Regions from separate parts of the Homo sapiens genome. Here region 2 is linked to region 1. A link is a contact called in ENCODE Hi-C or POLR2A ChIA-PET data. All regions are on one chromosome and are shown on one strand. The core of a region is the stretch at or near the end of the contact, and the rest is flanking DNA. Distances in the headings are between cores, read along the strand shown. Region 1 has its middle 66 kb from the start of USP11. Region 2 holds the start of CDK16 (cyclin dependent kinase 16).

The links. Hi-C counts contacts between places; a loop is a spot of excess contacts on that map. ChIA-PET counts read pairs that join two places held with the same protein, here RNA polymerase II (POLR2A).
Region 2: a map of PC-9 shows a loop between it and region 1 (5-fold over the local background). The contact joins the promoter of CDK16 here to the enhancer-like site in region 1. A Hi-C loop is called at or near these places in 3 of 168 maps with a recorded cell type or tissue (HepG2, PC-9 and posterior vena cava). POLR2A ChIA-PET finds 5 or more read pairs at or near these places in 7 of 52 experiments (Caco-2, GM12878, H1 and 4 more).

Annotation. Positions count from the first base shown.
Region 1 is chrX:47,296,645-47,300,753 of GRCh38, forward strand. No RefSeq gene overlaps it. Among named protein-coding and RNA genes, the nearest start is that of USP11, 66 kb to the left of the region's middle. Within about 2 kb of position 1,372, at least 4 of the 41 ENCODE cell types and tissues checked have a DNase peak (open chromatin) inside an H3K27ac peak, as active enhancers do; they include PC-9, where a contact is called at or near this core.
Region 2 is chrX:47,216,515-47,220,795 of GRCh38, forward strand. CDK16 (cyclin dependent kinase 16) reads left to right here and starts at 2,167. Exons shown (of 16, transcript NM_006201.5): 1 at 2,167-2,591. LOC105373194 (a long non-coding RNA gene) reads right to left here and starts at 2,136. Exons shown (of 3, transcript XR_949047.4): 1 at 1,989-2,136; 2 at 492-620. RefSeq lists silencers at 1,501-1,610, 2,311-2,470, 2,491-2,600, 2,611-2,680 and enhancers at 1,801-1,920, 2,041-2,110, 2,254-2,893.

The DNA of each region.
Region 1 (4,109 bases), core at 122-2,621:
ATAATATCAAAAGGAGGAAATTGATACTGGTACAATCCACCAATTTAACTCAAATTTCTTCAGTTTTATAAGCACTCATTTGTGTGTGTGTGTGTGTGTGTGTACTGCTATGCAATTGCACCACATACATACACACACACAAATCATTCGTTACACAAATCACATGCGTAGATTCATATAACGACCACTACCATCAAGATTCAGAATCATTCCCTCAGCACAAAGAGCTGCTGCTAGCCTTTCATAGGCCCTTCTCCCCATCCCTGTCTCCTTGACAACCACTAATCTTTTCTCCATTTCTGTAATTGTGTTATTTCAAGAATGGTACATAAATGGAATCACACAGTATAAAACCTTTGAGATTGGCTTTTTTTCCACTCAGCATAATTCCTTTGAGATCCAACTAAGCTGTTGCATTTATCATACGGAGGTACCACTGTTTATTTAACCATTCACTCACTGAACAACATCTGGGCTAATTCCAGTTTTTGGCTGTTATGGATAAAGCTGCTAAAGCCATTCATTGTACAGGTTTCTGTGTGAATGTAAATGTTCATTTTTCTGGGCTAGATGCCCAGGAATGTAATATCGGGTCATATGGTAGTTTCATGTTTAGTTTTATAAGAAACTGTCAAAATATTTTCTGCCAGTCTGTAGCTTGTCTTTTCATTCTCTTCAAAGAGTCTCTCTGAGGGCAAAAATTTTTGGTTTTGATGAAGCTCAATTAATCACATTTTCATTTTATAGATTATGATTTTGCGTTATGTATGACACTTCGTCAGGCCTGAGGTCATGAGGATTTTTTAGGCTGGGGGTGGTGACTCACACCTGAAATCTCAACACTTTGGGGGGTCCGAGGCGAAAGGATGACTTGAGCTCAGGAGTTTGAGACCAGCCTGGGCAACATAGTAAGACCCTGTCTCTATAAAAAGTACCAAAAAAATGAGCTGCGCATGGTGATGCATGTACACCTGTAGTCCCAGCTACTGGGGAGACTGGGGTGGGAGGATCGCCTGAGCCAGGGAGGTTGAGGTTGCAGTGAGCCAAGATTGTGCCACTGCACTCCAGCCTGGGTGACAGAGCAAGGTCCTGTTTCAAAAATAAATAAAAAAAATAAAATAATAAAAAATAATAGTGTACTCTACAGCAAAGGTTTCTGATCAGCTTGTGACAGACTATTAGTGTTGTCACTTTCCTATGTTACTCTTATCTCTAAAGCAAAACCTATTCTTAAACTAAGAATGCTTTTTCTTCTTAAAGTACTAGGACATTTCCATAAGTTCTGGGTCTTTATTCAGTTAGTTAACATTATTACCTTGTTCCCTCAACCATGAACATCTTGTGACCAAGAGTGCCCAACCCTCGGGGAATGTAACCCAGCAGGTTTGGCTTTTTCTGGCCTTTATTTTTTTTGCGACAGAGTCTCGCTTCGTCATCCAGGCTGGAGTGCAGTGGTGCAATCACAGCTCACTTACAGCCTTGATCTTCTCCTGGGCTCAAGCAATCCTCCTACATCAGCCTCCTGACTAGTTGGGACTATAGGTGCACACCATCACGTCTGACTAATTTTTGTATTTTTGGTAGAGAGAGGGTTTCACCATGTTGCCCAGGCTGATCTTGAATTCCTGGCCTCAAGCCATCTCCCACCTTGACCTCCCAAAGTGCTGGGATTACAGGCATGAGCCACTGCACTCCACTCCTTTTTACCGTGTTGTCTTCCAATCCATGAACATGATATGTCTCTCTATTTATTTGGATCTCCTCTGATTTCTTTCATTTATATTTTGTAATTTTTTTTTTTTTTTGAGAAGGAGTTTCACTCTGTCACCCAGGCTGGAGTGCAATGGCGCAATCTCTGCTCACTGCAACCTCTGCCTCCCAGGTTCAAACGATTCTCCTGCCTCAGCCTCCCGAGTAGCTGGGATTACAGGCGTGCGCCACCATGCCTGGCTAATTTTTGTATTTTTTAGTAGAGACGGGGTTTCACCATGTTGGCCAGGCTGGTCTTGAACTCCTGACCTCAGGTGATCTGCCTGCCTCGGCCTCCCAAAGTGCTGGGATTACAGGCGTGAGCCACCATGCCCAGCCTATATTTTGTAATTTTAAAAATACTAACCCTTTACATGTTTTGTTAGCTGTATACCTAAGTATTTTATCTTCTCTAGAGCAATTATGTATGGTATTGTGTTTCAAATTTTGGTGATAATATATAGAAATGCTAATCATTTTTTTTATTCCAATAAAACTTTATTTACAAAAGCAGCAGTCCACCAAGGTCAGGAGTTCGAGATCAGCCTGGCCAACATGGTGAAACCTGTCTCGACTGAAAATACAAAAAATTAGCTGGGCATGGTGGCGGATGCCTGTAATCCCAGCTATTCGGGAGGCTGAGGCAGGAGAATCACTTGAACCCAGGAGGCAGAGTTGCAGTGAGCCGAGATCGCGCCATTGCACTCCAGCCTGTTCCACAAGAGTGAAACTCCGTCTCAAAACAAAAACAAAAACAAAAACAAAAACAGTGGTCCATATTTGGTCACAGGTCATTGATTGCTGGGCCCTACTCTAAGAGAACATAAAAATAACTTGGCCGGGCACGGTGGCTCATGCTTGTAATCCCAGCACATTGGGAGGCTGAGGCAGGCGGGTCACCTGAGGTCAGGAGTTCAAGACCAGCCCAGCCAACATGGCGAAACCCTATCTCTACGAAAAATACAAAACTTAGCTGGGTGTGGTGGTGGGTGCCTGTAATTCCAGCTACTCAGGAGGCTGAGGCAGGAAAATCGCTTGAACCTGGGAGGCAGAGGTTGCAGTGAGCTGAGATCACGCCATTGCACTTCAGCCTGTGCAACAAGAGCAAAACTCCATCTCAAATAAGTAAGTAAATAGATAAATAAATAAATAAAACTTAAAGCAGATATACTCAGGGTTTCTTCTCACAGGCAGAGTTCCATTATTTCTAAATAAGCAAAAAATGACAATTATCTTTTCCATTTAAAAAATTTTCTTTTCTTTCTTTTTTTTTTTTTTTTTTTGAGACAGAATTTTGCTCTGTTGCCCAGGCTAGAGGGCAGTGGTGCGATTTCAGCTCACTGCAACCTCTGCCTCCCGGGTTCAAGCATACTCCTGCCTCAGCCTCCCGAGTAGCTGAAATTACAAGTGCATGCCACCACACCTGGCTAATTTTTTGGATTTTTAGTAGAGACAGGGTTTCATCATGTTAGCCAGGCTGGTCTTGAACTCCTGACCTCAAGCGATCCACCTGCCTCGGCTTCCCAAAGTGCTGGGATGACAGGCATAAGCCACCACACCTGGCCCATTTTTAGAAATTTCTAACGTATGACTGTCAGAAATATCATGATTAGTCCAGGTGTGATGTCTCAAACCTGCAATCCCAGCACTTTGGGAGGCCGAGGTGGGAGGATCACTTGAGGTCAAGAGTTCAAGACCAGCCTGGCCAAGAGTTTGAAACCAGACTTGGCAACATAGTGAGACCCTGTCTCTACAAAAATAAAAAATGAAAGAAAAAATAGCCAGTCATCATGGCACACACCTGTAGTACCAGCTACTTGGGAGGCTGAGCGGGGAGGATTGCTTGAGCCCAGGAGTTCAAGGCTGCAGTGAGCTGCGACCTACTGTACTCCAACCTGGGTGACAGAATCAGACTGTCTCTAAAAAAAAAAAAAAAAAAGCTGTGGGCCGGGCGCGGCGGCTCACGCCTGTAATCCCAGCACTGTGGGAGGCTGAGGCGGGTGGATCATGAGGTCAAGAAATCAAGACCATCTTGGCCAACATGGTGAAACCCCGTCTCTACTAAAAAATACAAAAATTAGCTGGGCGTGGTGGCATGCACCTGTAGTCCCAGCTACTTGGGAGGCTAAGGCAGGAGAATCCCTTGAACCTGGGAGGCAGAGGTTGCAGTGAGCCGAGATTGTGCCACTGCACTCCAGCCTGGTGACAGAGCAAGACTCCGTCTACAAAATAAAAAATAAAAAAGCTGGGCACAGTGGCTCATGCCTGTAATCCCTGGACTTTGGGAGGCTGAGGCAGGTAGATCACCTGCAGTCAGGAGTTCAAGACCAGCCTGGCCAACATGATGAAACCCTGTCTCT
Region 2 (4,281 bases), core at 917-3,416, 79 kb before region 1:
CACAACTCCTGGATCTCCTTGACACCTTATTCGTGCCTGACACCCTTCTCCATCAAAACAAGCTTTTGAGTCATGCATGAATCCTGGTTGCATCTTAGTTGTTCCCCCTCCACCTCATTCCATTTTACTTCTGCGGTTTGTCTACCAGTCTACCATTGTTAACACCAGCCAGATGGGAGATCAGGGCTTAGCAGGCGGGGGTTGCGTCATTGCACCGAGCCCCCTGCACCCAGCAGCCACAAAGGATAGGGTGGGACAAAGGTTTCTCTTGTCACTGCCTGGAACTATTTGCCCACCTCCTTCTGATCATTTTATTTTCTTGGCCTGCTCTGGCAGGCATTCAACAAACATTTGTTGTGTGCTGTGTGCCAGTCACTTTCTAGGCACGTGAGACAGCAGTGGATAAAACAAAGATCCCTGTCCTCTTGGGGTTTTACGTTCTGCTAGGTTGACACCCAGAATAGATTATAAACACAGTAAGCAAATTGTACCTTAGAAGTTGATCAGTGCTCTTCAAAAGGCGAGGAATAGAGCCCGATCTGGGGATCTGGAATGATGGCAGTGCAGGTAGGAATTTTTAAATCGGAAAGGCTTCATGGAGATGACTTTGAAGCAAGCACCTGGAAGAAGTGAGAGAATGAGGCACGTGGATGTGGGCCAGCAGCATTCCAGGCAAAGGGAACCACAGCAAATGCAAAACCCCTGAGGCTGGATTGTGCCCGTTTCACTCAAACAGCTAGAAAGAGCGCTAGTATGGTGGCAGTGAGTCAGGGGAAGAAGAGGAAGAGATGAGGTCAGAGAAGTGATGAGCCTGTTCTATGCCAAGGCGAGGACTTTTATCTTTGTCAAATATTTCCACTCCCATCATGGCCCGGGAAATCTCACTAATGTAAACCTTACTGAAAATCCTAACTGCTGTGATCAAGGCTGCCATAAAGGGAAGCCCGGAAGAGGCGGGGAGGCTGCCTTGGAACAGGGTAGTGTAAGGATGTGCCAGAAGGCCTGCTGGAGGTTGCAGCCCTTTGAGCTGGACTTGGGGATAGTGTGGTTTTCCAGGCAGAAGGAAGTGAAGGATTAGGTCGGCCTGGTAGTACTTGGCACACAACATGCGCCCAATAAATAAAATGGAAATAAAACCGCGGAGTGTTCTACTTGTGTTGACTGACATCAAAACAAAACAAAAAACCCTCAGAGTGAGGGGAGGCACGGGAGGGGCTGTGCCGGGCAAGAGAGGTGGCAGGAAAATCCAACGCACGGCGCCTATGCAAATACTCGTGTGAGGCAGAAAAGAGGCTCCGCCCCGCTCGAAGTTCCAAGCATGCGCAGTAGCGGCTCCTGCGCCTCTAAGGATCCGCCTCTTTCCTTCTTTCTCAGCCTGGGTTCCACCCCGGGAGGCCCGCTGTATGAGATGGAGGGCGGGCTAAAGGCGGGACGAGACTCGATTGAGCGCAATTATGACCAATCACCTTGCGGAATATTCGGCCTATAGCGAAGGAGGAGCTCAGAACAAAAAGGAGACCCCACCCCCGCCGACGGTGAAAACCTATGAAACCTGGGCGGAGGCGTGCGGAGTCGGGTAGAGAGCGAAATCACGCCTCTTCAGTCAGCCACGCCCTTTATTCTTGCTCGGCCTCGCCACAGAGAGCAAATCAGATTGGCTGGGCGACAACCTCAAAGGGCGGGGCTGCACACGTTCACTACGGGAATGAGGTAGCGGTGGAGGGGGCAGTTGGGCGGGGATAGGCCGTCCTAGCTAAGGTGGTAAAGGCCAATAACTCTTCAGGCTGCCTCTCCTCGAAAAGTCATCTTCTCGCGAACCTTTAAAATGCCTTCCTCCCCAAGCACCTCAAGGGACTAGAACTGAGTGCTTCATTTGTCTTTTTTCCTCCTTGCAAAAGTCCCGTTTGCCACCATGGGGATGTACCAAGTGAGACCGAGTAGGGGGAACGAGTGGTGATTGACGCGCCAGGTTACTGGCCACTGCTCACCTAGGCGCTAGCAAACTTCTGCCAAGATCGGAACTGAGTACTAAACAGCCTCCACAGTTCTCCCTGGTGCCGTCTCCGGCTTGGCGCCGCATCCTCCTCTGGGCTCGCGATGGCCGCGTCCCCTCCCGCTGCGGACGGGTCCTTTGGTACATGCAGTCCGAGGTGAGTCCCCTCCTTTCCACTTCACCCTTCCGAGCGCCTGCGTGCGCATGCGCGGAGCGCGGCGCGCGCGGCGGTTGGGCCGTTGGCTGTTCGGCCCTGGGATCCGCCGCCACTCCGCGATCAGACCGCTCTGTGCCGCGAGCCGCCGTGAGCACTCGGATTCAAGCCGGCGCCAACGAGTCCGGGGGCATCGCCCGCAGCGGCCAAGCTCATGGCCGGCTGAGCGGGACGCCGCCTCCGCCTCAGCCACCGCCGCCGCCGCCGCCTCCTCCTCCTCAGCCGGCGGCGGCCCGGGCCCAGCAACCATGGCTGAAGACTACTGGGACGGGCGCCTGCGGCGAACAGGAGGAGAAGGAGGTCGCGCGGCCTCATCCCGGGCCGCCGCCCCAGGCGCCGCCGCGCCGGCCCCGCGGCTCTGAGGTTGCTCGCGCGCCCCCGCCGGTGAGCGCGTCCCCGAGGCGTGGAGGCTGCCCCTCCTCCTTCAGAACCCACCTCGGGCGGTGCCCAGGGGTCTGGGCTGCGGGGCTGGCAGGTGCCCCCACCCCCGGCGAATTTCCCAGAATGCACCGGGGCGGGGGGTCATTTGGGGCCTCCCTGACCTTGGCCCCGCCCTGGGCCTGTCCTGGGAGCTGGGGTTGGGTAGTGCTGTGGGTGCTAATGGGGACCTGGGGGAGTCAAAGGACCAAAGGGTGTGGAAATGGGTGACAATGGGGTGAAAGACTTGGGGGGGTTGCTGATGGGGGTCGGAGCATGTGGCAGTAAGCCTCACGCCAATAAGTCGTGTAAGGTTCAAGGCCCCGTGTGTGCTTGTGGAAGGAGGGCGGGGTGCGGAGCGGGTGAGGGACCCGAGGGTGTATAACGGGGGGTAGGGTGTCGAGGAAGTTCTAAGACATGCTCATAGGGATTATGTCCGCAGAGAGGCCCGGTGTGTGTTCATGGGGGACAGGGTGGCACAGGTACCAGAACGTGTGTTGGTGGGGTCAGGGCTCTGAGGCCTGGTGCGTGGCGATGAGGCCCTGGATGGTGTTAATACTGCGTGTCTGTCCGTGGGGCCTGCAGTGTGTGAGAATGCAGTGTGTGCTTGTGGAGGGCAGGTAGCTGAAGGACTCGAGTGTGGTGTGTGCGCCAGTGGGGGTCATGGCTGTAGAGGGTGTATGCCTGTGGCCTCGAAGGTCTAGGTAGTTTGGGACCCAGTATATGCTAATGAGGGCAGAGTGGAGGAAGGACCTGAGGGTATCTAACGGAGGAAGGACTGTGGAATACCTGAGCCTGGCCTAAAGGAGATGAGAATTGCGTGTCTGTCTGGGCCCAGGAAGGAGTGGTGGGGAAGTGTCTTAGCACTGTCAGAGGCTTAGTGGACGAAGGGTAAAGGTGATGTGAGGTGTGAGTGTGTCCATGGACACAGGGAATGTGAGTCTCGAGGGCACACTAGGAAGGAGCAGGGTAATAGAAGTACTGGTGGTTGCTAATGTGGGTTTAGAGACATAGAGGCACTTCAATGTGTGCCATTTCGAGAGTCAGCTGTGTGAAGTCTGGAATATGCTAATAAGCATCAGAACCTTGTGAAGATTGTGCCCTTGTGTCCGCGGAGGACCAGAGTATGTTGAGGTTCCAGGGGGTGCTACTCGGGGGTAGGGCTGCGGAGGGGATCTAGTGTGTAATAAGGGGGATCAGGGCTTTCATGAAGGGATCTAAGTGTGAACCAACAAGGATTATATCTGTGGAGATATCTCTGAGCAGAGAGCAATAGAGGACAGGAATGTGTGATGATCTCGGTGTGCTAAAGTGGATTACAGCTAGGGAGGGCTGAAGTGTGTGCTAATGGGAGTCAGGGCTGAATGAGACCTGTGTGCACTAATGAGGGTCAGGCCATGGTAGAACAGTGTGTTTGTGTGTCCCTGCGGAATAGGGCTGAGTAAGGGTTCAGGGTGCACTAATGGGGAGGCAGGACTGTGTGAGGCCCGGCGTGTGCTAATAGAAATCAGGCCTGAGTGAAGACTCAGTTTGTGCTGACAGAGGGGACAGGACAGTGGAAGGACTGGAATGTGTGTTAAGGATGGTCGTAGCTGTGAAGGGGCCTGAGTGTGGGTAACACTGGTTAGAGATCTATCTGTAAGGTTCACTTTATGTT